Linked DNA regions of Homo sapiens: region 1 is linked to region 2. Evidence: read pairs that join two places in POLR2A ChIA-PET (ENCODE). Cell type or tissue: Panc1. All regions are shown on one strand. Links, peaks and the distances in the headings refer to the core of each region. The heading gives the core; the rest is flanking DNA. Region 1 overlaps MAP2 (microtubule associated protein 2). Region 2 has its middle 68 kb from the start of MAP2.

Evidence for each region. ChIA-PET counts read pairs that join two places held together with the same protein. Peaks named below come from ENCODE experiments on the same cell type or tissue, not always from the same donor. Only the 100,000 strongest peaks of a DNase experiment are listed, where the experiment ranks them.
Region 1: POLR2A ChIA-PET joins it to region 2 with 8 read pairs; 2 of 35 experiments call an interaction of 5 or more read pairs at or near these places.

What each region holds. Positions count from the first base shown.
Region 1 is chr2:209,565,256-209,582,262 of GRCh38, forward strand. MAP2 (microtubule associated protein 2) reads left to right here. Exons shown (of 16, transcript NM_001375505.1): 3 at 14,781-14,845. Among named protein-coding and RNA genes, the nearest start is that of MAP2, 150 kb to the left of the region's middle. In Panc1, for the core only: no CTCF peak of the experiment used is centred there; no DNase peak of the experiment used is centred there.
Region 2 is chr2:209,347,762-209,364,768 of GRCh38, forward strand. No RefSeq gene overlaps it. Among named protein-coding and RNA genes, the nearest start is that of MAP2, 68 kb to the right of the region's middle. In Panc1, for the core only: no CTCF peak of the experiment used is centred there; no DNase peak of the experiment used is centred there; H3K27ac peaks cover 1,657 bases.

The DNA.
Region 1 (17,007 bases), core at 8,062-12,061, 220 kb after region 2:
CTCCCAGGCTGGAGTGCAGTGACATGATTATGGCTTACTGTAGCCTCAACCTTTTGGGTTTAAGCAATCCTTTCACCTCAGCCTCTCTAGTAGCTGGGACTACAGGTACACACTACCATGCCAGCTAATTTTTTTTTTAATTTTTGTAGAAACAGGGTCTCTCTATGTTGTCCAGGCTGGTTTTGAACTCCTGGGCTCAAGCGATCCTCCCACTTCGGTCTCCCAAAGTGCTGGGATAATAGGCATTAGCCACTATTCCCAGACCGAAAATATCTATACATTACAGATTGAATTATATCTGTATTTCCTTAACTATTTCCATCCATGATTTATAGCTTCTTTAAAATGTCAGTCATAGGTATATCCTTATCCAAAGTTTTTTTCTTTTTCTCACATTTGTCATACAATTTTGTGATCTTTCTCTCTGAGGCCGTTAGCTCTTTGTTAACTAACCTAAGTTCCTAAGAAAGTCCAACAAGAAATCACAAATTCATCCTCTCTAGTACAAAACATCTGTCCTGTGTGGGCATCATTTCCCAGTGAAATATTAACTCTTAATACAAAGGTCACAATGTAGGATTGTTTTCTCTTGTTATTTGCTCATCGGGTCTCTTAATCAAAAATGCTACCTTTGGATTTCTTGTCCGACTGCACAGATGTTTAAGAAGGAAATTTTTCTAAGCAAAGATTTTTTTAATATAAGTAGCCAAGCATTCAATCTAGGGAAGAATGCAACCAGCCAGTCAATAATGATGAAATACTTTTTTGTCTGTTTTTCATTCTCCCTCACTCAGCGACTGCTGACTATGCACCTCCAGGCCAGAGGCCTATTGAGAGTGACATTCACTCTTTCCAAGATAATCCTCATGATAGGATGCACTTAATTTATCCTGTTGATGAGACTGAACTGCATTGATTTGCATATCATCAATACACGTAAGTCCTGAGTGGAGGACCAACCATCCTAATTAATATATCCTCTGTCACGGACTTGCTGTATCTAGCAAATTCTGGAATAATGCTGATTGCAGGTGGCTGGTGAATATTGACGCTGTTCAGGATTTATAAGGCTGTATTGGAAGGCACGTGAAACTAAAATCTTCCTTGGAACAATGTCCCTGTTTAAAACTACTCTCATTCAGACCCAGCTGGGCATTCAGCAATGCCAGCTATTGAGTAAGATCTTTCAAGTGCCTCAGCCTGCTTCACCTGTCAGACTGGCTCAGTGGTTTAAAAATGAAACTCTATTTGTTTCCAAAGCTCTTCATCCTCCAACTCTTCTCTATCCATGTCGCATATTCTTGCTTCTTCTTCTGATTTGAGTGTCTTAACTCTCCTAACACACATCATCAGTTTTCATTTAATTCTTTTTTCAAGTGATGTACAAATAGTGCTGAATCAGTCTTGGCGTTTCTGTGCTATTTTATCATCTTCACAACCCCCGTTTGTTTCTTTGTTTTTTTGTTGTTGTTGTTGTTCTTCTTCAGCTTTTTTCTGTTGTAAGATAAGTTTCTTTTTCATCACACTTGGCTTTTAACTCATGAGTGTCAGTTTCTCAAGGTTTCCTTTTGTGCATTTCTTAACACAGGCCTCACATCCCTTTCTCTCATCCGCCATCAATCAATCATACATTTTGTTAAACAGCTCCAAAATAAAATAAGAAATTATAAGAAAATTAGAAGCATCCCCGTGCCACTAGAAAAATCTGTTTTTGAGGCATCACCTGCTTTTTTCTAATATGTCATCTATATGCGTATAAGCATTACAGTAGAAAGTATGTATAAACTGGACATTTGATTCACTTTTCTTTATTTTTTTTAGCTTCACTGGTTTAAAAATAAATAAATACCATGCTGCAGCACTACATACAATGATCTCAGTGACAACATATCTTCCTCCCCATCAGCGACTTCTTCCATTTTTTTAGGTCAATGTCCACAACACAAATTAACATTATTCATTGTACCCAGTGTAAAAGGAGCCTACCAGATATTAGAGAAAGTTTTGTAAAACACATCAAGTTTGCCCCTAACTAACATAAAACCAAGGACCTATATAGATGAAAGTTTATTTAAATGATTCCGTAACTATTTTCCTTGACTATGTTCCCCATTACTTTGGGGTAAAATGGAGGAGAAAGAGTTGAAAAGGGGAAGGCAAAACAAAGATAATGGAAAAGTCAAAAAAAGCAAAACACAAGAGTGTGGTAGCTCAAGAAAAAGGTCAGTGGTCCTGGGGGTGTGGAAATTTCTCTTCCAGACAGATCTGTTGGCCCAGATTCTTACAATAGCTATTTTTGCATTCCATTTGAAATAAAAAAGTAGATAGACCATGCCTAGAAAAAAAATTGAGTTCCGTTTTACAGAATATTAAATAAAACACTGACTTCTTCAATTATATGTTTGCTATTAGTAGCAAAAGGAAAAAAAAAGCCACAAAACTATGGAAAATGAAACGAGTATAAATATAACATAACATGAACTCTTTCTCGCCAACTTAATGATAATGTTGAGAAGGAATATACATATATAGGCATTGCTTATGTATAATATTTCCTTTTGATTTAAAAGCCAGTATATCTTTTACCTAAAATCCTTTGCAGCTGAGAAATCTGATGATAGAATGAGCCATGAAGTTTTAGTAGAAATAGAAACAGTACGCCCACTCTTCATCTAAGTTCCTGTTTCTTTTCACACTAGGGATTTGATATTCATCATCTTTATTCTTTGGTTCCAATCAATAGGAGAATTTGGAACTTTCATGCACATGTAGATGTACTTGAATACATTCTAAATATTCAAAGTGTGTTGTAGTTCTGTTTTATTGAAATATCTATAAATAAATACCTGCATAGATAATTAATTCTCTCTTCTCATCTCTATTGTAACCTTGGTACAAGGACTAGAGGAAGAGGAGAGACTAAGAAATTACATATGTAATTCCTGGTGACCATCACCCTAGGGTACACTGTCCCCTCAACAGCCAAGAGAATAAGTCTGGATTTCATAAATTTTTGGAATATGGATTTCAGTTATTCACAAAATAAATATATGCATTTTCAGAAATCATTCCACTTATGATATTGTATTTATTAAACCATCAAAGTAGACATATTATTTGAACTGGGAATATTAGATACTGAAAATAAAAGCTATAGGATCATGCAGAATTTAAGCTTCTTCAGAATAATCTGGTCATGTTAAGGTTAAAGATTACTAAATTTAAATGGATTGGCACTAGCTGACCTCTTAAGTTCTGCTGGCTCTCCAATTCAGTGAAGTTGCTGAAGACTGAAGGAACAAGAGAGGTTTAAAATATTGAGATATATTAATCTTCAGTGCTTAGAAAGCAGTCAACAAAATAGCTCCTTTTAGTAGTTTTCAAAAACAAATCAGGTATTTAGATCTACTGTCATGAAATGTAGCATTTGATTTTGTAGCATTTGATTTGATTTCAGTCTTTCATGAAATTGTAATGGCCCCACTTGTGGAGAATTTGATTAAATGAAGGTTCATTTCCTGCTTTCAAGAAGATCAGCCAAGAAATTAATGACTCTAGAAGATGGTTCTGCTTGACTGGTTGGCTGCTAAATAAAAATTTTATTTAGTAAAAAATCTTCCGCACTAATTCTCTTAATTTTCCTTCATGGTTTGCCCATTTCTCTTGCAAATATTGTTTGCCTATAGGGTAGTTGTACCTACAGTGAATACGGTTTGTCTTAACACTTAGGTTATATGTAAGATAAAAATAAATTTACTAGTTATAACTAAGGATTCACAAGTAGATAAGAAAAACTGCTAGAATAATTTTTGTAGAAATAAAAAAATAAGTAAATACTTTTTAAAACTTGAAGTAAAGGAAGAGGGGTTACTCAAACTCCCTATAAATGTGCCAAAGATGAAAAATCTAAAATTTGTATATTCAAATAGCTAACCAAGACCCAAAATAAATGAAACACTTACACTACATGTTTTATCTCATGATTTCTGAAACTTTTAGCCCTAAGACTTTTAGGAAGGTAATTTATGCTTCTTATATGAGCTTTAATGTTTTAATTTCAGTGTTTCAGTGTTCATGCATGCATGAATGAATATTTATTGAATATTTATTGTGCACCAGTTATATACCAGACCTAGTTCTAGGTATTTGGGATACATTCATGAACAAAACAGGCAGAGTCTTGCCTTCATGAAGCTTACAAGTGAATGGGGAAAGACAATAAAGGATAAACATAACAAGTAAATTAATTATGTGGCACATTAGAAGATGATAGCAAAATGGAGTAAGGGGGATTGGGAGTAGGAATTACAGATTGCAGTATTGAATAGGATGGTCAGGTGAAGCCTGCTTGAGAAGGCAATATCTGAGGGAAAACTTCATGGAAAGAATAGAATTGTCTGAAATGAAAAAGTGTCCACACCAAAATTTAACTATTAAAAATGTGTTAACTTTTTTAATGGACATAGATTACATAACATGATATGGTGTTTTCTCATGTAACGTTTAAGATTCACCATGATGTTTGATGATTTCTAACTTGATAGAATAAAATAAGGGTAGTGATTGTGTTAAGATACGTACTTTACTATTATCATCTGTACTTCTAAGATAGGAGTTAATTTCAACAAGATGTTTCAAAACAATCATAATAAGCCCAAATTGTCAAACAGCAAAGTTCTTTAAAAACCCATGAGCCTATATTGCACTCATATATTCTATATCCTCTGCCAAGATTAAACCAGATAGATAGTAATTAAAATTAAGATGTTTTCCTCACCTCCAGGAATGCTTGTTTATACATATATATTATTTAAATATGAACTGATGGAATCTGAAATAATTCTGACAGTAAAAATCTATATTTTTAATCTTATCTGTTTTATGCACAGCCTACTTACATAACAAGTAGTCTGTCTAAACTCCCTCTCCTGGAAAAATAGAAAATTCTTAATTCTGTGTTTAATTTATCTCTTCCCTTTCTGCTATCTTGTAAGTGTAAATGGAAAATTCTTAGTTCTATGTTTATCTCTTCCTCTTCTGATACCTTCTAAGTGTTAGGCTGAATTACAAACTAATTAGCTGAGAAGTCCAGGGATTGAATTTCTGCTCTACCACTTACCAGCTGTGTTCCCCTGGGCACTTTACTAAACCTAATTAGGCCTATTTCCTCAACTGTAAAATGGAGGCACATGACTCTCAGAATTGTTGAATAAAATAATGTACTCAAAAAGACTGGCACTTTATAGGTTCTTAATCATTTTATCAGAATCATGTCATATGCTTTTCAAATTCGCAAATATTAGAATAAATAACTGAATGTAAATTACTGAAAAATGGACCAAGCCCGTATCTAATAACAGGCATTATAGTATAATGATGGTTTTTGTTTTTTGATTTATATGTTGGCGATTCTGAGAAAGGAAAGAGCTTTATGACATTATGTGCTTGTGGGAATTTTGGAAGCCATTATGAAAAAGGCACAATTTTAAATGAACCTAAAAGGAAATGTAAGATTTGGGTTGGAAGAGAAGAAATCAGTGATTCCTGAAATAAACTTACGATTACGATAGGCCTCAATGGGTAATGGATTTTTGTGAAAAGGATGATACGGGAAGCATCTTAGCTGTCCATTCTTTTGTCATAATAGCGTAGTTCTGTAAGGGCTGCTTCACACAAATACTTTCACTTGTTGCCATATTCCTAAAATACAAATTTTACTTCCATTTCTCATTTCATGTGCTTTTACTTTACAGTTGCCATTTATTTACTAAAAGCCAATGTAAAACATACTCTCCCTACTAAGGAGAATGTGCCCTTACAATTTGTTTATTTAATATACACATAATCATATAGTCTTTATTTACACAGCCATGGTTACATGGTATGTGTGTAAAATATATGCTTATACAAGAACCCTTTTGCATAATATTCACTATAGATCCTAAAACTTATGAATGAAGAACTTCTAAAACAATGGCACCATAATATTTATTACAATTTTTATTATGAAGGTACATTACATTAATAGAGTGCCCTCTACCCCATGTCACTGCCACTCAGGTCAAGAAGACATTGTACATCTTCCAAGTCAATACAGTCTCTCATACTACTTTCTACAGAGGTAAACAGTATTCCGATTTCTTTCTCTGAATATTAGTTTTATCTGCTCTGGAAGTTCATATATTATTCCATATATTTAGTTTAGTATTTACTTTCACTAGATATTGCCAAACAGTTTTCCAAAGTGGTTGTATTAATTTAAGCTCTCACCAGCAATGTATGAGAGTCTTAGTTGTTCAACTATTATAGTTTTCCTTTCAACCTCTTGAGAGCTTTTAATTCCCAACATAGTTCTTAAAGTGTAATGAGATTATGACTTCAGGAATTGAAGTAGCAATTATTTTTCATAATTATAGTTCATGTGACATTGTTTTTAAAAAGAAGTTTGGTTTATTTTACTTTAGTAAAAGTATGTGAGAAGACTAGAACTTTGAGTATAGTTATTTCATGAGCTTAGGTGGTAATGTCATATGAAATCTAAATATGGCTTTTAAGCAAGTGTTTTTATTAAATTGCAGTCAGACTTTGAATGCTGACAATAAGAATAACCTGTCTTTCTTTCTCTCTCTCCATTTATACCATCCCATTGGCTTTACCTTGATAAGTGAAATAAAAGCACTGATGGAATAAAGAAAAACGAGAATTTATTACTTTTAGAATTGTGCAAAATTTGTCAGTGAAATATGAATATCTCGGAGGTTCAAGATGGTGCATAATCCAAAAATAATTTGAAATGTATTATGTACATACATTTGGATAAGAATATAAGTGATTTTTTAAAAAAATCATCATACTAAGATTCTAAATGAAATAGTCAAGCTAAACTCTGTTCATCATAACTCAGAAGTATTAAAGCCTGATTCAAGAGCAATTGGAAAGTGATTTCTAGTTATCTTGTCTTACTCTTCACCCTACTTGGTTGGAATAAATTCATCCTTCTCATTGCAGTACAACTCTAATTAATATCACAGTGACTATGTCAAAGATGACCACATGCAACGCGTATCTCAATATGCTCTTTGCTTTTTATAAATATACTTTATTTTGTAATTTGTTTTTCATCCAAGTTCAGTGGAGATACTAAATATTTTGTTTAAATATTTCTTACTGGGTTTTATGTATAAGGCATAGTTAAAATACATATAAAGTAAGGCAGATAGTTATAGGACTTTGGGCTTGTATAATATCAATATTATTTTCAAATTTTAAGTAAGTTAATAGCCCAGAGCTCAGTGGCATAGAATACCTAGTAAACTTAAATGAAATATCAAATAGACAACAAGCTAACAAATCTAGTCCATTTTTTAATCATAACAAAACTTGTGGCAGGAGTCAAGTGATTCAAGGATTCTACTTTTTCAGGAGAAATTTTGTTCCTCAGTAATAAATTTGTCCATTGTTTGCTGTCAGAATTATTTGCATGAGTTTCTCAACATACAGATGTTTTTATAACTAGTAACTCAGCTTCGTTGATGGTGTATAGTTAATACTTTTTATAGTTTTCTATGAAAAACAAAAGACAGCCATGAGAGTGATTTACATATATTTATCCTTTAGATGCTTAGTGATTGTCTTTCAACTCCTGACCAGTTGTTCTTTATCACATAAATCAGGGATCCACTAGAGCACATATCTTTCATTTATAATACCATGTTAATCCATTTGTCCATGTAAAAGAAATTTTTAAAAATGGAGATCTGCAGATCTGCAATTGAATTTGTTAAAGAATTCAAGAAACACTTCTAGAAGATTTTCAGATTCCCACATGAATCAGAGTCTCATGGCCTCAAAAAAATGAATAGCTTTTGGAGCCATGCTTCTAACAATTTGTAATAATCTGGAAGGTGCCATGGATTGAATTATAAACTTGTCATATTTTAATTAGTGGCCATGGAATTCAAAGACTTGCTGCCTAGAGACTGGGACCTTTTTATTACTTTTTTATCTTTCTTTTTTTTTCTTTTCTTTATTTTTCTTTTTCTGTTTTTTTTTTTTTTTTGAGGAGTCTTACTCTATTGCCCAGGCTGGAGTGCAGTGGCACGATCTCGGCTCACCACAACCTCCGCCTCCTGGGTTCAAGCAATTCTCCTGCCTTAGCCTCCTGAGTAGCTGGGATTACAGGTGTGAGCCACCACACCCAGCTAATTTTTGTATTTTTAGTAGAGACAGGGTTTCCCCATGTTGGCCAGGCTGGTTTCGAACTCCTGACCTCAGGTGATCCACCCACCTCAGCCTCCCAAAGTGCTAGGATTACAGGCATGAGCCGCTGTGCCCAGCCCCTTATTACTTTATTTTTTACTGAGTTATTGAGATATAATTCATGTGGCATGAAATTCACTCGTATACAATTCAGCAATTCAGTGGTTTTTAATATATTCATAGAGTTATGCACTCATAACCATTACTTAATTTCAGAACATTTTCATTACCCCAGAAAGAAGGCCCTACGCATTAGTTGTCACTCTCCATTACCCTCTGCCCCAAGCCTCTGGCAGCCATTAATATACTTTCCATTTTTATGGATTTGACTATCCTAGGTATTTCATATAAATGGAATTATAAAATATATGGCCTTTTGTAACCACCTTCTTTCACTGAGTATAATGGCTTTTAGGTTCATTTGTGTTGTGACATGTCAGCACTTCACTTTTTTATTGCCAAACAATATTCTATGAATATACCACATTTTTTAAAAGTTTTATTATTAATATTTTTGACTGACAAATCATAATTGTATACATTTATGGGGTACCATGTGATGTTTATTTGGTTTTTGTACAGTACAATGTTATTACCTATGATTCTCATGGTACATTCGATCTCTAGACTTGCTCATTCTACATGATGCTATTTGGTATACTCTAACCTACATCTCCTCATTCCCTGCCACTGCCAAACTGTCCCCCAGCCCTGTCACTGGTAACCACAGTTTTGTTCACTGTCTGTATCATTGAATTTTTATTATTATTGTTATTTATATCTCACAAATAAGTGAGATCATGCAATGTTTTTCTTTCTGTGTCTAATGTACTACACTTAGCATAATGTCCTCCGGGCTAATCTACATTGTGGCAAATGGCAAGATCCTGTTCTTTTTTAGAGCTGCATAGTATAGATACACACACACACACACACACACACACACAGACACAGAGATTATGGTTTCTTTATCCATTCATCCATCTACAGACACTTAGATTGTTTACATATCTTAGCTATTGTGAATAATGCTGCAATAAACATGGGAGTCATTTTGTACAACTCACGCTACCCAATCCCGCATCCATGTATAGCTTCTCTAGGTATTAGGTTGAACCATTTGAAATTGGCATTTTGTAGGTAAAAAGTAATATAATTTTATCATTTTGTATATCTAAGACTAATGTGCTGATTATGACACTTTTTGTCTTTTTTGACCAAAATATATTTTTGTGTGGACCAACTTTGTTGGAAGAGAAAATGTCATCTATAGTAAATAAGGCAAAACAGTGTTCAGTGATTTTGGATATCATGATAATTTGTAAAATACTTACACATCTGCCTATTTGATTTAGAATAACAAACTCAAGAATACTAGGGGAAAGCATAAGTATTATTTCTATTATAAATTTTTGAAAGTACAAATTTTAGTAAGTGTAGTCATATCTCTACAAAGGTCATTCCAAAATATTTTGGCCATGAGGCAGCATTAATTTGTCAAATTTTATTTTAAAAATCTAAAAATTATAATTTAGCACATTTTAATACCAAGAGAAGGCATGATTTATCAAACAAACTCTTTCTGAGCATTTAAAAGCTGATAGCCCCATGCTAGGTACTTTGCAGAATTCAAAGAGAGTAGGAGACAAGTCTCTATTTAAAATAAATTTACATCCTATAATAGAAATTATAAAACATATTGATTACAAAATATATGGCAAGGAAGGCCGGGTGCGCTGGCTCATGCATGTAATCCCAGCACTTTGGGAGGCCAAGGCGGGCGGATCACGAGGTCAGAAGATCGAGACCATCCTGGCTAACACAGTGAAACCCCGTCTCTACTAAAAATTCAGAAAACTAGCCGGGCGTGATGGCGGGTGCCTGTAGTCCCAGCTACTCGGGAGGCTGAGGCAGGAGAATGGCGTGAACCCGGGAGGTGGAGCTTGCAGTGAGCCGAGATCGCGCCACTGCACTCCAGCCTGGGCAACAGTGAGACTCCATCTCAAAAAAAAAAAAAAAAAAAAAAAAAATACATATATATGTGGCAAGGAGTCGCTTACAAATAAAAGGCAATATTTTTAAGAAAGACTGAATATATAGAATAGGGAAGACAATATGGAATACAAAAACTTCTCTTGTGTTTAGACATTCCAATTCATCCACTAGTGTGATTTTTCATATTCAGTCATTTAAAAAACATGTTTGAGTGCCAGTACGCTCCAGGCACTGTTTTAGGTGCTTTGGATACCAGTGTCCCAAACATGTAAAAATGACTGCCCTCGTGGAACTAGCGGGGTGAAGTTAGAAGTAAATAAGAAAAGTTTATGCTATGATAAGTGCTATGGAAAAAAGTAAAATGCAGCAGGGAATGAAAAGCCATGGAAAGGGCATGGTTGCAACTTTCATTATGGTAGTTAGGAAAGCCCTGGTTGGAAGATGATCTATGAGCAAAGGCTTTAAGGAGGTAAGGAAGATAAGTCTCCATTATTCATTCCTGGAGAGTTTAGGTAGTCATACACAAATACGCAGACCAATATATTTAGGGAATGAAATCAAAGTTATTTCAGAAGAGGCACAGGGGTGAATTAACTAAATTTGGGAGTATAGCTAAATCAGATTCTTAAAGATCAGGCATCTACAATGAAGCAGATATGACAGAGGGGTGGAGTCATAGTATCTCATCAAAGTGAGAAAAGGAAGTGTGAAGTTAGGTTTCTGCTAATTTATTTATTTATTTATTATTTTGAGAGACGAAGTCTTGCTCTGTCGCCCAGGCTGGAGTGCAGTGGTGCGATCTCGGCTCACTGCAACCTCCACCTCTTGGGTTCAAGAGATTCTCCTGCCTCAGCTTCCCAAGTAGCTGGGACTACAGGCATGCACCACCACACCCAGCTAATTTTTGTATTTTTTTTTTTAGTAGAGATGGGGTTTCACTATGGCCAGGCTGGTTTCAAACTCCTGACCTCAGGTGATCCACCCACCTCAGCCTCCCAAAGTGCTGAGATTACAGGCATGAACCACCATGCCTGGCCTTCTGTTAACTAATTTATTAAATGAAGTGTCTTGAAAAGGAAATCCTGTTTCCCACTTTTTTTCCATTCCCAGAACCTGTAAAGAGTCTGAAAAATATGTATGTGTGCCATCACAATTGATTGAATGGATGAATGGTGGTAATCCAAGGTCTAAAATACTGTCAGACAGAAGAAGGGTAAGGCAAGCATCAGTTTAGGCTTTTGGGCATAAATATGAAAAATCTAAAAATTCACAGAAGTATCTCAATTGTCGGTTGTCTTGTATTCTTAGAATATGACATACCTAAGGGCAGTAATTATGTTTCACATATGGTACTTACTCCATGTTGGAAACAATTGGGAAAAAAAGAAAAGAAAAAGAGTGTACCAACTCATTCTCATGTACTGAACTAGGTATCCCTAAATATTAAATGACCTCCAGAGAGTATTAAATGTTTTTGGAAGCTGTGCTATTTTTTTAGACTGACCAGGACCCTGTTATGTGCTTTCATGATAGAATATGATTCATGTTCCCAGACATAAGTCTTAGGCATCATTTTTTATGTTCAGAAGTGAACAGAAGACAATACATTAAAATAAAGCATTCACTTTGAAAAATCACCTCATTATCCAAAATCACTGAAGAAAAATAGACATTTAACAGGGAGATTATATTTAAAGGGGCATTTTTTTTTTTGCGGGTCGGGGGAAGAATTCTAACCAGTATGTAGGATTCACTAAAACCTGAAATCTCTTGTGATTATTACCTGTGGTAGTCATACATTTTCAAAATGTGATTTATTCATTTTATAGCTACATACTGGGGAGAGAGGATGATGATGGTGGCAGCAACTGTCTTTTAGACATCAAAAAAAGCAGTATGACCCTATCTATAGATGAGTTAATCCAAAAGCATTGAATCATATAAACTGAATATTGAAAGAACAGTTTGGAAAGAAAATAAAAACAGTAAAATATGAAGGTCAAAATTCTAGCCACATTTACTGAGTAGTTTAGAAAGATTTTAAGAAATTTTGCGCCCTCCAGTGGTTGTTTTGGAATGAATTATTATCATTATTATTGTAATTTTTAATTTTACCTGGGCTTTCCATTTTCCAGCTTCATTGTTTTTGGTAACCCAGGAAAGTTTAACTTGTCTATACCTAGAAGGTGCCTTGGGAGACCGACTCAATTTGATTACCCAGTTTTATGCTTGCAGAAATAATGAGGCCAGTAATGATAAGAGTGCCTAGTATGTAATGATGAAGTTCAGGCTCAACAAGATAGGTTCACAAAAGGGCAATCATGCTTGATTTATCTGATTGCCAGACTGGAAATGAAAGAAAAGCAGTGACATAATTACCCCAGATTCCTCAGACCTCAAATACAATCCAGCACAGATATTTGCAAAAGTCTTCAGAATGATTGCAATGCATTTTAAAGAGGGACATACATCACTGCTGTAGCAAATACAAGAAGGTTTAAAAAATCAAAGACAAAGGATGTTTCTGGAATCTGTATTGCTTGCAAACAGAACAAAAGAGAGCAGGGAAAGAAAGTCACTTGGTGAGAGAAGAAAGGCAGAGGATTGAATCAGGAAACGCTGCGGGTGCCTGGGTTTTGTGACCTTGGTCATATTCTTTGGGCCTCAGCTTTCTCACCTATGAAACAAAGGATGTGGACTAGGCTAAGTGGTTCCATGAAGCCAGTATTTGGATAGAGGCAAGGGGTAGCAGAATTGATCTCATACAAAAGAACTGTAGTTTGAATATTTATGAAAGCAAAATTAGCTAGTGATTAAAAAATGGGGCAGAAAGGTGGCTCAAGGAGAATGCAAATTTATCTTAATTCAAAATACAGTATAAAACTGATGGAGGCGATTCTTTCAAGAAGGAAAAAAAAAAAAAGAAACATATCATCTGTCTCTCAATTTCCTTCCCTGTAGTCTCATTCTCTCTTCTCTGCCATCATATTTTTTTTTTCTTGACTTTCTGTTTCCAGTAACCATGGTGATGCTTCTTCCCAGCAACCTTCTTCACAGCTGGCCTTTTTGGTTCTCATCGAATTTTGCTCCATTCACTGGTTCAGGTTGCTAACAATGCTGTAAAAATTAACTTATTTATTGACATTTTTCTCCTTCCCTTTTCCCCAGGAAATAAATGCAGGAAATTATTCCACACTTAACCTCCCTACACAAGGGCACTGTAAAATAGGGATATTCAACTGCTAATTTCAGTTGCTAACATGGAGGGGATACAGATTATGCCAAAGATTGAATTCTCTGCCTGGGCCCTCAGGGACTGAAAAGCCCCAGGACCAAGCTGGTTGCCACCTCCTTTTGCTTTTGTATGTAAATAGATTGCCCCCAGAAATCACATATCGGCCCTGGTTTTCTAATTCTCTGTTTTTTTTTTTTCTTTTTCTCTTGTAAGGAAAACATGGCCAAGTGCATAATTATAACTGTTAAAAGGGTATTGAATTTTCTGTAGGAAAATATACATAAATATATGCATTTCTTTAATGAAGATATTTATTTTGGAATATAAATAAGCAATATGCGATAGTTAAAAATATTGTAATTATCTGCCAATGACAAAACATCAACAAATCTCTGATGTCCTTAATGCAGATAATAAAAATTCCCATAAACTAGTATTTAGTCATGTCCAGTTTGTGTAGCTTAACTTGTTTGTAATCCTATATGCCTGAAAACTGTTTCTCTATTTAAGCGGTGTGTGTGTGTGCGTGCGTGCGTGCGTGTGTGTGTGTGTGTCTGGCATTAACACAAAGGAGACCAGATGATGACATTCATAGGCTGATAGACTCGACTCCTGGGGACACACTTGGATGGAGGCAATTAAAATGCCTGTCAGGCATTTGGTACCAGAAGCCCCTATGGCAAACCGCTAAATCGTAAGTGAGGGCTGCATCCTATTGTCAGTGAATGATGGCGGAGCTGAGTGGCTTGTCATCATTCTCGAAAATTCTGAGACTAGTGAGCTCTCTCCCTCTCTCCCACTCGCCTTATTTTCCTGTTCGCCACTGCGGGGACTTCTAATTTGCAGCTTCCCTTTCCCCGGCACACACAGACACGAGCTGGTGGCTTGCAGACTGCGTCTGTCTGGAGCTAGAGAGCCAGAGAGCCAGCCTGTGGGGATAATGCTCCCGGAGAAGGATTCTGCAGCAGTTCTCAAAGGCTAGACTTGAGTGGTATTGCTGCATATGCGCTGGTAATGGTTTGGGGCTTTTAATTTTATTTCGTTTCATTTTCAATTCGTTTTTCATAGGATGTGCTTTATGTAATCTCAGAGTAAAGATCTTTTAAAATTCATTATTGAGCTTCCTAAATATTCAAGTACTGCATTTTTTTTGTGCTACAGACCTCCAGGCATAGATTTATTATTTGAGTATAAAGAATGCATTTGCTTACTGGTGAGTTATAATTTTTGATATTTAGTTAACAAATCCATATATATATATATATATGTTTCTTTTGTTTTGTTTCGGTAGATTCTTCAGCTTGTCTCTAACCGAGGAAGCATTGATTGGGAGCTACTCATTCAGAAAATTAAAAGGTACCACATGTTTTGTTTGGATGTTTTAATGAGGGAAAATCAGGGGAGAATTGGAATGTTTTTATTTAAATTAATTTATCTATGATTGGTCTTTTATCCTTAAGCTTAAGTTGATCATTGTCTATTGCATATACCATTTTCTATGCAGATACTTCTATTATCTAAGGTTGTTTTGATTAGAGGATGACTAAAGAATTGTGTCTTTTGCCTATGTTGCAAGTTATTAACAAATATCAACATGTTTGGCTTATTTGGAGATTTTATCATTGTAATGTTTTTTTTAAAGTCCAAAATTCTCCATCTAAATGAAAATTCATTAATTTGAATTTAAGAGAAATATGCTAAGTAATGATTTTATCTGAACAAATCCTGCTAAGTGATTTATTAAAATGGTTAAATGAAATGCCTTGCCCTTCCCAGGTAGAATGGGTGCTAGAGACGAAAGCCCAGGAATGACTCAGTATTGTTGGCTTTACAAATAAAATATTGTAACTTCTTTATTGACATTTCAGTCTTTAAAATGGACATATTTAAAGGCCGAGGTTGTTAGTTCTTAAAAGAAGTTATTTTACATTTGCTTTATTTGGAATTGACAGCATAAGAAAGTAATCCTTCATCTTGCCATGAATGCACTTGAATCCACTTGATCCTGGGCCTCATGCCTTACATGAAAAACATTAATTTTGAAATTCAGCATCAGGATATATATTGATTTGAGATGGCAATTATGGATATTACCTTTTCTTTAAGACCGTCTTTAACTTTAATACCTGTTAATATCAATAAAACCTATATTTGTAATTTGCCTTTAAAAAATGGAAGACATTTTCTGCCCTGCTGAGAAGAAAATCAGTAATACCTTTTAAGCCTTTCCTTGGGATCTATGTATAATATTTCCTCTCAAGACTGTCAGTCCGAAGCATTTTACACAATAAATTTAATTTTTGAAAAATATACCTGAAAATAATGTCCAACTACTGACACTGAAATATTATAAGTATGTGAGTGTACACCTGTGAGTGTGAATATTTGTAGCAGGTGAAGGAGAGTAATACATTGTCCTTTGTTAATATCTGCAATGTATAATCATGAGAACCTTAATTTATTCATTCCACAAGCACTTCTTAAGAGCCTTGCTGCTGTGGGTAATTATTGTGAGAGAGAGAGGGAAGGGGTAGATGACACTGTCCTCAGCCTTCTAGAGTGTAGGCAGCATCACATAAAGATTTTTGAACAGGAGAATGAATTCGTTAAAATAAATTAGTGTGGTCTGAGAAAGGAAATTGCATTATTTCAGATATTGAACAAAAGCTAATACTAGTCTTGAGACACATAAAATTATATTGCACTTCTTCTTCAGAAATTACTCAGTGGAATCGTGTATGAAATCCCCCAAACAGGATTATTTCACCTAGATATTGTAAAACTCTTGAGACCATTCTCTCTTTTTAGATTTCACTCAAAGTAAGTGAAAATATTTATGTTTGGTGGAAAAAAAATCTATTTGGTATTTGCCCATCTGATTAAATCCAGAGAGCATATATTTCACATGAAGATCTATTTCCTAATCTTCAGACTCATTCAGCAACTCATTATATTAATTTTGAACTTTAGGATATGTGTATGAATTGGAAAAGGGTGAAATTATTTAACTGCTAAAAAATGACTCCAATGCGTTGTCAATAGGAACTAATAAGTTCTGTTATGATTTGTCTGGATATTGGAGAAGGGGCATACAATCTCACCAACAGGCCTCTGGCATCTAAATTTTGGAGGACCAGTTAAAAATTCATCTAGCGGTATGCTGACAAAATGCATATAATAAAAAATGAGTTTATTAAAATAGTAGGTTGGGTGATTAAAGCAGAACAGAATTTGACTACTAGAGTCAAATTCTGGGACCTATATCATGGTTTTTCTAGTCAATATTGTGGTGAGTTAATTCCTTTACTGATTTCACTCATTTTTTTCACTTACATTTTTAACACATAGTATAGTGCCTGGGTCACAGTAGGAATTCAATAAATATTTATTTAATTATTTCACAAATAAATGAATTTGTCAGCATTTTCCCCTATTACTTTTTTGTTCTTGCCTTTCTTAAAATTATACACTGTGAAACAGACATCTGGTCATTTTTTTTTTAGTTACCCAAAATATTC
Region 2 (17,007 bases), core at 7,349-11,348:
TCTGCCCGCCTCGGCCTCCCAAAGTGCTGGGATTACAGGCGTGAGCCACCGCGCCCGGCCCCTGTTTACCATAACATTTTTATTTTATTTTTTAGAGACGAGGTTTCACTACGTTGCCAAGGCTTACCTCTTGGGCTCAGGTGATCCTCCCACCTCAGCCTCCTGAGTACCTGAGACTACAGGCGTGCACCACTGCACCCAGCTTTGTTTACCATAATCTCTTAAATCAAGGGAATACTAGATAATTAATGAAGTGTATCAACAAAAATAACCCAAACTCTAACTCGATGACCTGGCACAGATCCGTAAGCACATTATTAATATATCTGTACAGATTATGTTATCTCCACTGAAAGACATCTTCCTACATAAGGGAATAATACATTCAAATTTATTATTTTATATTTCTCAGAGCTCATTATCTTGATTTGGAGAAACATTCCTTCTGACTTGTGCATTTTAAGTAGATTTCTCTAGAACCTACTGCAATGCAGCTTGTTCTTGGCAAAAAAAGAAAAGGCAATTCATTTTCTGATTTCAGAAATTCTTTTAAAAATAATGTCAAAAATAAATTGAAAAATAAGAGGGCCATACTCTGTCATAACTAAAGTGTTTTTCAGAGATAGGCGTCCCAAGCAATAACATCTATGGGATGGAATAAATTCCTCAGGCAAGCTGATTTTCATTTCTCTAATAGTCATTCTAATTAGGAGCAATGTATTTCTCCTGAACATATGTTACATATTATCACCAACGGACATGGTGTTTATACGTGGTATTCTTAGGCAAATTACATCCTACTTGCTTGAATACATTAAGTGATTTCTTGGGAGTTTCTGAGCTGACTGTATTTTAAAACCAGGTCCCTCTCCTCTTTTGTCTTCCTTTGTGTGCTTGCCAATTCCTAAGTAGCTGTTTTATGCCAAGTTAATCAAATAGGATCGCACCAACCCCAGCAGTTGGGTCGTTCTTTTTAAGCACATCACAGTCATCTAGCCCTCTCACGCCATTCCGTTTCTCTCCTTTCCCCTTCCTCCCTCCTGCTGTCTGCTTTGACATGATTTTACTTTCTTGTCTTTTCACTAAAGGATTCACCTGAGAATAAATAAGATTAAATTTTACAGTTTGTTATGGTTACTTATCAGAGGAAAAGAATAATGTCGGCTGTTTCTCCTTCTCTCTTTCACTCTGCCCTCATCCCACACACACAAAAACTAATCACTTTACAGATTTTAGAATGCAAACAAATCATTTAGAAAATTATCATATCATTATGTTCTAATCAACCTGGATCAATAGCCATTTCCTGACATACTATTGCACTTCTCTAGGTCCATACTGTCCCCACTAGCAGGGATGTGTTTTACCTATGTAGGTGCCTGTCAAAATGCTCTCCCTCCTTCAAGGCCCAATTACCATCTCTTTGCATCTATTTCTGCTTTGTAACTGGTCTTTCCCACTTTAGTGCCCCCAAAGACTAAGCTTTTTGAAATCAGTTCCAATATCTTGTTTATCTTGTCTCTCCACAGGAGTTATATTTGTGTTTTATTCATGGTGGAACTCACTGCTAGTTTGATAAAGGTCACAGGACAGCAAATGTTAATAATTTCAGGAAAAAATCAGTGCTATAGAAACACAGTTGGCTGTCACAACTTCCTTTGAGTGTCACCAGAAATAGTAACCAGCCAGTTTCCTGATCATCTACTTTCTTGCACCAGAGTTCCATTTGCTTACAGATGCTATAAGTGCTGTGTGATTCTGCTGAAAATGTCTTACATAGATGAGGACAAAGCTAATAGAAGGCATCCCAAGGCATAAGTGACATCAGATGGTAGAATACAGTTAAGTCTAGGAGTCTAAGCAAGAAGGAAGAGCATCATTAATAGCATAGGTTTAGGCATAGAAGGAACCAAGTTCAGGGTTTTAACTGAACGCAATGGTTACACCATTTTGTAAGGATTCTATTTGAAAGTCATGAAATTGTGCTGCCTGCCATATAATTATTGTGCGCTTATGTGTATGTGTGACAATTGATTAGGAATATACATACCCTCACCAATGAAAACCTCTGAAATTAGGTAAAACTTCCTAATGAATCTATACCTTAACAAAGATAATGGCACTTATGTACGTATAATAATTAACAATAGGTACACAATCAAGAAACATTACGTATTCGGGCTACAGACCAATCTTGGTGCACGTATGGATTCAAAAACTACATATGATAATTCTGGAGCCTCCAGAAGTCAGAAACCCCTTGGTTGGGAACTCAAAATTTGAGGCTGTACTAGCAGATATTGTGGATTTGAATTAAGACTATAGACTACAAAGTCCAGACGGGATAGAAGTGAAACGGAGCAATCATGACAACATAGGTTAAACCTCAATCCCATGGTGCAGTCTTTCTTTTTCTTCAGTCTTATATTTCCTTTGGTATGTGGTGGATTTGAGCCTGAAAATGTTAAATAAAGTTAACAAAAATAAAAATGCAGGTGACTCATGCACCTACTCTTGCAGGCTTTTAAATGTTCTCCGTAAAACTCTATTCCACTACATGAGGGTGAATATTTTTTTTCTTTTTTCCTTTGATAACCATAGTATTCCTGGTGCCTATATGATACTAGCACATAGTAACTGCTCAATAAATTATAACTGAGTAAATTAAAAAATTCATTTATTATTGAGCTGAATAAATTAATAAATGGGTACCTAGAGACCAACGTTTATGTGACTTGCTGTTTACTACCTGGATGGGGACAACTTCTGGGAAAAGGTGACAAATATCAAAAAGGTGATCAATAGAAAGAGTGCCTGTTTTGCATGGCTTTTCTCAATATGGCAGAGAACTGTGACTGCATGCATACTAAAAACTGTGAACAACTTCACAGAGGGAAGGCCATCAATAGATATTGTTCAATACTGACGGTATATCAGACTGAAACTTGAGCTTTAGAGATGACCAGCATTTCCTGCAGAAAAAAGAATGAAGTACTGGAGGGAAAAAAACACAGATACCAATCCCAGCTCAAGGTCAACTGGTCCAACTAAGTCATTTAACATCTTAGGATGTTGGTTTTCTTACCTAAAAAATAAAGAGTTAGGTCACCCCTTTTCAGATCCCTTCCAGTTTTAAGAGTCTGTAAAACTACTTGATCCGTTTTTACTTCCAAACCTTGTGTGTCTTTCTGTAAGTGCTTTGACTATTAACCTTAAGCAGGGTTCAATTCAAAAAGTGCATGTAAATGATCAGTAGCAGTGTTAAATGGGCAGCTGTTCCTAACTTTACATTGTTTAACCATCATTGCCTTTCCTTCTTTGCACATAGCTTAAAGAAAATCCAAAGGAGGTTGCAAAAAAAAAAAAATACTTGAATTGATCGATCTAGACAGTTGATCACTTTGTAATAGTGTTTCTCAAAGGGTGATAGTTAGACCTCTGACTGCAGAACCACCAGGGCTCTGGTTTAAAATGGGAGTTGCTAGATCCTACATGAGAGTCTATGAGTCACTATGTTTAGAGATGACATCCAGGAATATAATTTTTTTACAACTATGCTTAAATATATAAATCTTTTGAAAATCACTGGTAATGGGATTTTTTCACCAACATAGCCATGGGCATTTATGGGTTAGAGAAATCAAATAGCTAGTAAAAAATAGAGAAAAATTATGCAAATATATCTGACCTAGCCCGGTCTAAGGTGGAATTTTTAAAGAAAAAGTGTAAAATGGAAGCTAACATCTCTTTCAGCTAAATGTTCCCGTAATTTTTTTCTCACAGCTGTAGAAAAGCCACAATTTTCCTTTTACAAGATTGACAGCTGTTTAATTTTTAAAAGCTGATTAACATTTCTAACTACAGATAAATGGAGAAATAATTCAGTCAAAACTGTTCAAAATTAATCTGCTGCTCTTCTGCTTTAAATAATATTCTGCGATTTCCCACACATTTTTCTCTTTCCTAACATATTTTCCTTATTTTTTTAACCAAGCAGGCTGTGACCTACAAAGAGTCTGTTGAAATGATATATGGGAGGTTTATCTTTTCCTCCATTGGGGAAGCTCTCTAATGGCCAAAAGCTGTGTTTTGCTATATGCTGCGTGAGACCATAAACTCCCTGGGAGCTGGGTGATGAATGCTCATATAATGAGTAATTTTTTTTTCTTTTCCAATTGGGCTTAGATTAATTTCGTTTATTCTAATAAGTGGATGGAGGCAGACATATTATAAAGGATTTTTTTTTTAGAAAATAATCAAACACATTTTATTATTCATTATTTTAAATGATTCACTTAAATTCTTTATATCATTGAACAATTAAAATATTCTACATTGTGAAATGTGCACAGGGGTTTCCATAATAGAGGAGCTTTCATTTCAGAAATGTATATTCTGTACATTGATTTAGTAGTTGATCCAGTCAACACATTTTTTTAAAGATTATTAAACTTTAATAAAAAGACAACACATTTTTTTAAAAAGGGCAAAAGACAAGTCACAAAGGAAGATATACAAAGAACAATAACTACATGAGAAAATGCTGAAAATCATTTACCATGGAGAAAATTAATAGAAACATAAATTAGACTTAAAATATTTTGTAAAATACATCAAAGAGAGGAAAGAAAATGATTTGAAGTAAAATAAGAAATAAACAGGTACAAAGGATCCAAAAATTAGTGACAGATACAGAAAAATGCACAAAAGTATTTAGTACAATTGGAGTTCTTTTTTTTTAATTATTATTATACTTTAAGTTTTAGGGTACATGAGCACAATGTGCAGGTTAGTTACATATGTATACATGTGCCATGCTGGTGTGCTGCCAAACAACACATGAAAAAATGCTCACCATCACTGGCCATCAGAGAAATGCATATCAAAACCACAATGAGATACCATCTCACACCAGTTAGAATGGCAATCATTAAAAAGTCAGGAAACAACAGGTGCTGGAGAGGATGTGGAGAAATAGGAACACTTTGACACTGTTGGTGGGACTGTAAACTAGTTCAACCATTGTGGAAGTCAGTGTGGCGATTCCTCAGGGATCTAGAACTAGAAATACCATTTGACCCAGCCATCCCATTACTGGGTACATACCCAAAGGACTATAAATCATGCTGCTATAAAGACACATGCACACGTATGTTTATTGCGGCACTATTCACAACAGCAAAGACTTGGAACCAACCCAAGTGTTCACCAATGATAGACTGGATTAAGAAAATGTGGCACATATACACCATGGAATACTAGGCAGCCATAAAAAATGATGAGTTCATGTCCTTTGTAGGACATGGATGAAATTGGAAAGCATCATTCTCAGTAAACTATCACAAGAACAAAAAACCAAACACCACATATTCTCACTCATAGGTGGGAACTGAACAATGAGAACACATGGACACAGGAAGGGGAACATCACACTCTGGGGACTGTTGTGGAGTGGGGGGAGGGGGGAGGGATAGCATTAGGAGATATACCTAATGCTAAATGACGAATTAATGGGTGCAGCACACCAGCATGGCACATGTATACATATGTAAAGGATTTTTTTAACATTATCTGAGTTTACAATAGCTATTTTAAAATTTGGAACTTGCGATAGTTTGCTGAGAATGATGGTTTCCAGCTTCATCCATGTCCCTACAAAGAACATGAACTCATAATTTTTTATGGCTGCATAGTATTCCATGGTATATATGTGCCACATTTTCTTAATCCAGTCTATCATTGTTGGACATTTGGGTTGGTTCCAAGTCTTTGCTATTGTGAATAGTGCCGCAATAAACATGTGTGCATGTGTCTTTATAGCAGCATGATTTATAATCCTTGGGTATACACCCAGTAAAAAACCAAACACCGCATGTTCTCACTCATAGGTGGGAATTGAACAATGAGAACACATGGACACAGGAAGGGGAACATCACACACCCGGGACTGGTGTGGGGTAGGGGGAGGGGGGAGGAATAGCATTAGGAGATATACCTAATGCTAAATGACGAGTTAATGGGTGCAGCACACCAACATGGCACATGTATACATATGTAACAAACCTGCACGTTGTGCACATGTACCCTGAATCATAAAGTATAATAATAATTTTTTAAAAAATTTGGAACTGATTGGTTTTTTGGATATTTTGATCGTTTTTGTTTTCTTGCAGAAACATTTATAAGTTGGTAAACTGCAATGTAAAATGAAGTGCTTTTTTTTTTTTTTTTTTTTTTGAGATGGAGTCTTGCTCTGTCACCCAGGCTGGAGTGCAGGGGCGTGATCTTGGCTCACTACAAGCTCCGCCTCTCAGGTTCACACCATTCTCCTCCCTCAGCCTCCCAAGTAGCTGGGACTACAGGCGCCTGCCACCACGCCCAGCTAATTTTTTTGTATTTTTATTAGAGATGGGGTTTCACCATGTTAGCCAGGATGGTCTCAATTTCCTGACCTCGTGATCTGCCCATCTTGGCCTCCCAAAGTGCTGGGATTACAGGTGTGAGCCACCGCGCCCGGCCAATGAAGTGCTTTTTGGTACCTGGTCTGGGTTGTAGACATTACTGCTGTGTGTGCCTGTGCAAATACTTTTTACTTTTGAAGAATTTTGCTGACCTGTTTTTTTTGTTTTGTTTTGTTTTGTTTTGAGATGGAGTCTGGCTTTGTCACCCAGGCTGGAATGCAATGGTGCGATCTCAGCTCACCGCAACCTCTGCCTCCCGGATTCAAGCGATTCTCCTCTCTCAGCCTCCCAAGTAACTGGGATTACAGGTGCACGCTGCTACGCCCAGCTAATTTTTTGTATTTTTAGTAGAGATGAGGTTTCACCATGTTCCCCAGGCTGATATCGAACTCCTGAACTCAGGCAATCCACCCGCCTTGGCCTCCCAAAGTACTAGGATTACAGGCGTGAGCCGCTGCACCCAGCCCTGCTCTCTTAATGTTAGGTATTGCTATTTGACTTGCCTTGGCCAACAGAAGTGTGTAAAAGTGAGGTGTCCTTTCTGGGGGTTGGCATTTAGTTGGTAATGATTGAGCCCACTGGAAAATCATGGACACATGTGTTGGTGTGAAGGTGCCTCTCCTGAGAGATACAATCTGAGAGCTTGTTTGAAGGTTGCACAGTTGTTTTCAGCCTCTTTAATTGATTGCCAGTTTCTCCTCAAACACTTGTTCTTAATTGTCAGACTTGACTCTCCTGGAAAATTGAGGAAGATATTGTAAAAATCTTGCTGCTTCACAGAAATGTCCAGGATGAAACTCCACTGCCTTTATCTTGTGCCATTCATCCTATTTCTGGAATCCAGTCCCCAGTGTATTTCAAGTGGCTCCTTTCATGCAGTGTTCTCATCTATGTGTGCCTAATCTCTTGGAAATTTCTCAGCATCAATATACCTTACCTCATTAGTCTCTTGTATTAGTCTGCAACTGGCATAGTTAACTAACAAGAGTTTCTCTTTCTAAAATTACAAAACAAAAAACAGATTATTTCACTGAAAATATCAGTAAAATTGGTTTCCTGCTCCAGTATTTTGTACCTCTCTCCTGTCACTTTATTTATCCGTGGGACATAGTGAACCTATTCCCCAAACACATTCCAAACAAAATGTTTCAAACATTGATATGGTTTGGCTGTGTCCCCACCCAAATCTCATCTTGAACTGTAGCTCCCATAATTCCCAAGTATTGTGGGAGGGACCCAGTGGGAGGTAATTCAATCATGGAGGCAAGTATTTCCCATGAGTTCTCGTGATAGTGAATAAGTCTGATGATCTGATGGTTTTATAAAGGGGAGCTCCCCTGCACACACCCTCTTGCCTGCTGCCATGTAAGACGTGTCTTTCTCCTCCTTTGCCTTCTGCCATGATTGAGAAGCCTCCCTAGTCACGTGGAACTGTGAATTCATTAAACCTCTTTTTCTTTATAAATTACCGAGTCTTTAATATGTCTTTATTAGCAGTGTATGAACTGACTAATACAAACATTAAAACCAATTTCACAATTATATTAACATAGCATATTGTAGTATATATTGAGACATATGAATGTATATGAAGTAGGTATAACTTTATGTAAGGCATAAAGAATGAAGATACAAAAACATGACTACCAACAAGTTTAAGAAGAAAATTATTACGAATGCCTTTGATGTCCGGTGACAGCTGAGCTTATCCCTGAGTATTCCTCCCCCAATCCTATCCACTTACATCCCTTTAGAGATAAACAATTGAGGATTTATTGTCCCCCTATTTTTATTTACAGTCCTACTGTCAGAGGCATGTGAACCAGAGCAACTCCATCTTGAATAAGAGTTAGGTAAAATGAGGCTAAGACCTACCGGGCTACATTACCAGACGGTTAAGGCATTCTAAGTCACAAGATGACATAGGAGGTTGACACAAAATACAGGTCATAAAGACCTTGCTGATGAAACAGGCTGCAGTGAAGAAGCCGGCCAAAACACCAAAACCAAGATGGCCATGAGAGTGACCTCTGGTCATCCTCATTGCTACACTCCCACCAGCACCATGACAGTTTACAAATGCCAAGGCAATGTCAGGAAGTTACTCTATATGGTCTAAAAAGGGGAGGCATGAATAACCCACCCCTTGTTTAGCACATCAACAAGAAATAACTATAAAAATGGGCAACCAGCAGACCTTGGGGCTGCTCTGCCTAGGGAGTAGCCATTCTTTTATTCCTTTACTTTTCTAATAAATTTGCTTTCACTTGACCCTGTGGAGTTGCCCTAAATTCTTTCTTGCATTAGATCCAAGAATCCTCTGTTGGGGTCTAGATTGGGACCCCTTTCCTGCAACACTACCACATATATTTGTACTAAGTTTTTGGTTTTTCTGAACTTGGATGCTTTTGAACTTTATATAAATGAAATTATACAATGAGTAACCATGTACATCTTATTTTTCCACTCAATATTATACTCAATATTCATTCAGTTCTCTGCATATAGTTCACAATCATTTATTCCTCCACTGTAAAAATTCCACTGTACAAATTCCACTGTACAATATTCTACTGTATCATATATATATATATTCATTCCAGTATTGATTGACATTTGGTTTTATTCAATTTCAGTTTTTTTAAATTGCAGATGATGTTTATATTGGTTGACATTTGGTTTTATTCAGTTTTATATCAGGATTTTTAAAATAATTGTAGATTATGCTTTTCTGAATAGTCCCCTGCATGTACTTTAAAATCACAGACAATTGCAATGAACCATACAAGCAGTTGTTACTGAATTAAGTTTGAAAAATTTGGTTTGGTTGTGGTAGGTCACTGCAGAGGCAATTTGGTGCAGAATATTTTATGGATGCACACCATATCTAAGGGCCCTGGGTGATTGCATAAATTATCATAGCAAATGAAGATAATTTGAGATAAAGAAGAGAGGAAAATGGCTTTGGCATTCCCCACAGAACAAAACTGAACAGTCGCTTTAAGAGTAGAGGCAACTGGAGAATGAGAGTTCACGGAAGCATGAATCAGCCTGGATACTGAAATATACAAGGAGCAAAGCTCCTTCATGAACCAGCTGGAGTAGAGGCCAGTGTAGTTAAAACCTTGGGGAAGGGGATAAATGATACTCTATGGGTTAGGTGGAAAGCACCAAACAAGAAAATTGCAAGTACACTAGAGGTAATGGGCCTTGAATCAGAAAAGGTTTAAGAAATACAAATATATATATATTTGTATATATATATTCTTTCAAAGGAAGAAGTAATAACTTTACAGATAATAATAATTGGCACCTTTAAGAATAACATCACTGTAAATTCATTGCTTCGTTTTGCAAAACACCTTGAAATGTTTACGTATGGAAATTGGCAGTAGGAGCTAAATAACAAAGGCCAATAGAAGTATGGTAATTGGGAATTTGAAAGGGAGAAAGAATTTAAGGAGCCTTGAAGCTATATGGAGAGAGTGAAAATTGGAGTAGAAGAGCAACTAAAAGCATCCTGGAAAACATAACCATACATAAGCATTTTTAGATTGGGTGATGTCCACTCCTCCCTTACTTCCCATATGAACTCTTCATAAAGCTTTGTGTTGTCCTCACAGTTTTTATATGAATGGATCTTCAGAGGGAACCTAGGAGTTACTGAGCTATTCATCTCAGCCCCCCTAGTGTAATACAGATCACACATAAGGAGAGAAAGAAGCACATGAGATTATGGAAGCGTATATTCCTGAAATCTAGTCATTACAATTCCTTAAGCCATGGAATTGGCATTTTATGGTAAGCATACCTAGATTTCATGGGGCAGGAAGGCCCCAGCTGACACACTGATAATACTAATCTACATCCTTAAAGAAAGGTTAATTAATATTTTAGCTACAGAACGGATTATGATTCTTTTTCATTGCAAAAAAAAAAAATCCAAACACAAATTAAATAAATAAAAAGGAAAGTTTCTCATCAAACCTTCTCCATCTTTCCCCCATCTCAGTATCAGCCCAGAGGTATTCATGGATATTTACTTGATCAATTTCCTTCTTGAGCATTTTCTTTCCATTTTCATACACATGCTGTATTCAGTAGACCTTTTAGTATCTATAAAAGGCTCTTTTTTTCTCACGCAATCTTTTCACCAAGAGCTTACAAATGTGAAATTCTGTACTTTCTGTATTAGAAGGTTGTCTGAGTCAAAAGGGGCAGCCCTCTTATGAGTGGTGCCCTAATTTAGACTCCTGGATGTATCCCCAAATTATTATTTCTTTCCATATTCTGAATAAAGCTCTTTCCATAGTCTGAAGAGAGCAATTTTTGTTATTGCCCCTTAACGGAATATTGACACAATATAAGCCATTTCTAACAGAATGACTGGAAAAGTGGGTATAGACAGCCAGGAACTTTTCTGTTCTTTCCCCTACTTGGATAGAATCCTATTTTCAAGTGTGTGACTTTGGATGAAGTGCTCCTAGTCACTCTTAAAGTTTCTATATATGTTCCTAGAAAGTTCCTTAGGGAATATTTCATTGCCTCTGTTTCTGTGTTTGAAACTAGGACTATCCACTTTTAGAAAAGCTTAGCCAGATCATTTTGCCTATAATTTCCTTTTTGGATATGCCGAAGAATATGTAATAAAAATCTGTCTGAATAAACCCAAATATTCTCCTTTTCAATAATTAGAAAATAAAAATTCTAATTGAAAGCATTGTCTCAGAGTTAAATGATCAATGTTTTATTTTTATTAGTGGTACATAAGATATTGTGCGTCTTACAATTGATAACATCTTAGATTTAATGAAATATGGTATTTTTAGTCTTCATTGTAGCTATAGGACAAGCATATGAGCCAGTGTCCTACAATAAAATAAACCTACATGAAACTTTGTGTCAGACCTGACCTATGTGAATAAACAGGTTTCTATTTTTGGTGACTTGAGTGTGGCTGATACAGCATTGTTCTGAGTTGGTTGTGGCTGCTATTTGGGCTTGTGGTGCATGGTGGTTCAGAAAGTGTACTGGAAGCTTGGTTCTAATCTGTTCTTCAGCAACTCAATGATTCTGTGAGCTATCTAACATCCACAAACAAATTCCTTTAATGTAGAGACTAGCCGAAGCAGATTTTGCTGTTTGCATTTAAGAACACTAATAACACATAAACTATATTTGAGAATACAATTGCTGGAAAAAGGACTAACAATGCATAAATAATTCTGGGCCTTGACGTTCACTTGGGAAAATAAAAACTATTCTGAGTCCCACCTTACACCATATAAGAAATAAATTTCAGGTAATTAAATATCTAAATGCATAAATACAATCAGAATAAATATATTAATAATAACTGGAATCTGTGAAGGTATACAAAATCATGCATACATTGGTAAGGATTATCAATACACACGATCTTGTTTTTGTAAACAATTTGGGCATTATTTATCAAAATAGTAAATGTGCAATTCTTTGTAGCAAACTTTACCTCTAAGAATCCTATAGTAATATAATACATATTTGCAAAGATTTCTATATAGAAGTCTTTATGACAGCATGGTTTGTTATAGGAAATAGAAAATGAATCAGTCTATACAATCTACAATAGGGGAATTGTAAAATAAATAATGGTATGTCTGTGTAATTAAATATTCTGCAACAATATCAAAAAATGAGGTAGATCTTTACGTAATAAGCCTGATGGACATACATGATATAATCCATAATGTATGTGAGAATGTGTACACATTGAGAATGTTTGCATACACTAATACCTTAAAAGATGCCCAACTGTGATCCTCCTTGAGGTAAGAGACTGATAAGAAAGGAATGAGAGTTTTTAACGTTTTATTCTGTGTTGTAGGAATTTATTATAATGAAGATTATTGCTTTTATAATTTAAAAAGCAATAAGGCTTAAAAATAGAAATGGCCTCTTCAAAGGCAACAAGTCTTTCTTCTGAGGTTTTTGGCTATAGATTTAGTGGAAGTGATTTAGATTCTATGGAGTTTCTTTTTGTGAGAATGAGCACCCCAGTCCAGTGCAGGTAGCTATTCAGAACACTGTTGCCAAGTCTGCTCATATAATTTAGGGTCCCCATCTGGATGCATGCACTCATTTGGCTGGAACAACAAATTTACCTGTCTTTGCATAAGCTTAGCCACATCATTCCTTAAAAATATGTGTGTGTAATGGACTTTGTATAAGGGAACAATAGAAAGTCTTCCTCTTTCTTGTTTTATTTTTCTGACATTTATTAACTCACATATGCTATCTTTGAAATAAAAAGTTTTCCATATGCAGAAAAATGAACCTAGATTTATCAAATATATTGACTATAAATGAAGTAAATATTCATTACTGGAAGAATTACCATATTTAGACGTCTTGTAAAGCAATAGTCAATTGTATTACAGAACCAATTCAGAAGTACAGCTCAGAAATAAGCCTACAAATAGACAAAACTCAACTTTGTTTTGACACTGAGAAATCTGAGGCAGTTAAAATTGACAATTATCTCAGAACAAATCAAAAACTTTCTCACCATTTTAAGTTATTAAAAAGTACCTGTCAAAAGCTTCTGGCTAACTCTCAGAAAAGCTGTTTAACTTCAAGAAATGCTAAAGTAAATTAGAGGAAAAACAAAATGATAGATTCTGCTAAATAAGAAATGCAAAAAAATACTCTGTATTATTTGCTGTGCTTGGATATTCTGTGAACAATCCTAAAGGTACTAGTGGTTAAAATCATGTTATGAAAAGCAATATGTGCCAGCGATGCTAAATATGCATACTTCCCAGTGGCCGAGGTAAATTTAAAAAAATCTTTATACATACTTTAACTATGAAGAAAATATAAACTTTGTGATGTTAAACAAGGAGATGGTTTAGGATAATATGAAAAAATCATGTTGTTATTAGATAGAGAACAAAGTGTTTGTGTGTATTTACTGTAATGTTTTCTAAGTCGCATCCCCGCCCACCAATGTGCTGATATTGAAATGTCTATGATTTGATTCAAAAATGGCATCTTAGATCAAGGGTAAGTCCTTTTCCTAATAGGCCACTAAGCTTGTGTTTGTTGCTAATTTCACTGAAGTGTAATACAGTTTTAAAATTGCCTTTTACTTGCAGCCTTTCAAAAATGTTAATTAGGCCCCCACCAATTTCAAGCTTGTATTGCAATTCTATGTGTAGACAAATGGAGTGTCTTATTGATTTTTGTATTCCCTAGGATATAGATTAGTACATTGACCAAAATGCTTATTCACAAAATGTTTTATGATTGACAATTAATGCATAGCTTTACTGCAGATATTTGTCATCTCGGCTATAACACAATAAGGCAATTGGTTTACTATTCAGTACCTAGCAGATTAATGTTCCTGCTTCCATAGAAACCTAAGCTTTGGTTACTGCGACATGTTAGTGAAAATACAAATGTGTTATCTCTTTCTTGTGGAAGGCAGTAATTTTGCCTCAATTCAGAGATACGATATTCTATACCTGGTATAAATTTGTGCTATTTAAGAGTCTACAAAGTTGTACTGATGCACATAAATTTTGCCATATGACATTTTTATGGAAATTGAGAAAAATCAGTTTCTTATTATTTAATAATCTTATCTTTTAAAATTTTACATTATGAAAATTTCTCAGATACCAGAAATTATGCTAATCCTTTTGGGCAAATAAGATTTTCTTGGGCAAATTAAATTTCATTTTTAATTGTTAGCTATTTAAACATTGTCAAGTGCCATTGCTAAAGAACAAATATTATTAGTTCCAAAAATCTTATATATAGTTATATTAATTTTGCTCTATAATTCCAAATTATTATATCTAGGTTAATACAGATTACTTCCTGATTTCCTAAAACATAATTTCTCCAAGTTCCTTGGGTACTTAGTAAAAGAATATGGAATTTTTGTCATGTATTATATTTTTATTATATCTGTATTTCTCTAGCATAAAGTAATTTCTAATTATAGATTCCAAATAAAGATGGATATAAGTATCTCATATTTCTTTAATGGTTTCTCATGCAAAATACTTGTGAGAATTAAAGCGAACACAATAACCAGAACAGATTACTACCAGAATACCAAAATTTGTCATTATGAAAGAGGATGTTATATCTTCCCACTAAAGACGAATTATGATTTCATGTTTACCTTTTAATCCTTGCTAGACATTCATCCTTGTTTTGGAGTAAGTGCAATGGTAATTGAAATTTGTCCAATACCACAGAGTTAGTAACCAGTAGACTTGTGATTAGCAATGGTGGTATTAGGAAAGAAAGAAGCTGCCAAAAGTAAGAGGGGTACAGGGTTTTGACTTGATACTAGGAGGCTAAAAACAAAAAAGCTCATTGCGAATGACTTGCATTTAAAAAGAGAAAAATAATGACTTCATTTTTATTAAGAAACCTGGCAGGCGCCACCTTAACCAAGTGATTGGCTCCTCTAGTTTCACTGAAAGTTTTGATCCCTCTCCTCAACCTGCATGTTATCAATGCCTGCGGATCTGTCTTTAGCAACACAAAACAGCTGCTCCTGTCACTAAATTAAAATCTTAAACACTTTGTTGCTAATTCTCATTAAAATTTTGACTGTGACAAATAATCTTATTTGGGACTTAGTGGCTCATTGCTAATGACTAGAGTTTAAAAAGCTAAAAATAATTACTTCATTTTTATTAAGAAACCTGGCAGGCACCACCTTAACCAAGGGATCAAGATTAACATCACCTGTCCTAAGATATACTGCTATATATCATGTATCTCTGATATATATATCACAAAACGCTTTATGATTGACAATTAGTGCATAGCTTTACTGCAGATATTTATCATCTTGGCTTGTTATCACTAAAAAGGACACATCACTTCCATTATATTTTTTCACAAAATTAATATCCTCATGCTAACCATTTAAAAAATCAGGTAAACCCAATTGAGGGACATTCTACTAAATACTTGACCACTATTCTTTAATGTGTCAAGGTAATAAAAGGTGAGAAAAGGCTAAGAAACTGTCATAGATCAGAGGAGACTAAAGAGACATGACAACTAAATGAAATGTGGTACCCAGGACTGAGTTCTGGATCAAAAAAGACATTAGTGGCGAAACTGGGGAACTTCAAATAAAGTCTATAATCAGTAGTAGTACATCCATATAAAATTCTTAGTTTTGATAAATGTACCATAGTTATGTAAGATGCTAACACTAGGGGAATTTGGGTAAGGAGTAAATTGGAATTATTGCAGTTTTTCTATAAGTCTAAAAAAAGTTAAAATAAAATCTAAAACATTTAATTTAGGTATGCTCACACAAATTTTTATAAACAAATAAATTTCTATAGCAACATTACTAACATGAATCAAACTCTAATGTCCATGAATCACTCTACTGCCTATTAACAGTAAAAAGAATAAATATACTGTTACAGTTATACAATGGAATACTATTCACTAATAAAAAATAGACTATAATATGGATGAATATCATAAATATTATGCTGAGAAAATGAGACAAACACCAAAAAGTAATTATTGACCAATTCTATTAATAAGAAATTATAGAATAAGCAGAACTAATCTATAATGATAGATACCATATAAGTGGTTGCCTGGGGCTTATGGTACTGGGAGGGGGTGCGGTTATTGACCAGAAAGAAATTGACTATGGAGTAACTATTTGGATGTGATGAATATATTACATACCTTGACGGTAGATGGACTCCATGGGCAACTACATTTATCAGAACTTTCTGAACTGTACACTTAAAATGAGCTCTTTTTTATTGTATTTAGATGATGTCTTAATAAAGTTGATTTAAAATTCAAAAAATATGATCATCAAGAGAGTTAGTTAAACATGCTTTGTTAATTCCTCATAATGGCATAGCACGGTCACGATTTCTGGTGTACAAATGCACTTGGGTGCTCTTTTTTTTCTTTCTTTCAAATTTGGCATGGACCCAGAACTATTTTCTGAAGAAAAATCCTCTGCTACCTCAGTACTGAGAGGAAGTGGCCATCTGTCCAGATAACTGTCCTGATTGGCATCTCCAATTTCACTCAAAGTTTTGATCTGTCTCCTCAACCTGCATATTATCAACGCCTGTTCTGTCCTTAGTTAGCAACACAAAACAGCTGCTCTTGTCGCCAAATTTAAATCTGAAACATTTTGTTGCTAATTCTCATTAAAATTTTTACTGTGACAAATAATCTTATTTGGGACATTGCCAGAATAATAAGTGGTTATTCTGTTTATCTAGAAGTATAAATTCTTTGGTCTTCCTAAATTTGCTTTTAATAAATTATATAATACTTCGACATAAGACCATCAGCTTGGGTTGAGAAAGCTACTAGGGAGAATACATAAAACTCAATACTTAACTACTCAACATTTAACTACTCATTCAGCTTTTTAAAACACTTCATTTATGATGTGAAGTTTGAGGTTCCTGTCAGAAACCCAAGTGGATATGTAAAGCCAGGAATGAAGTATGTTAAGTTCCAAGAAGTATATTGTTTTAAA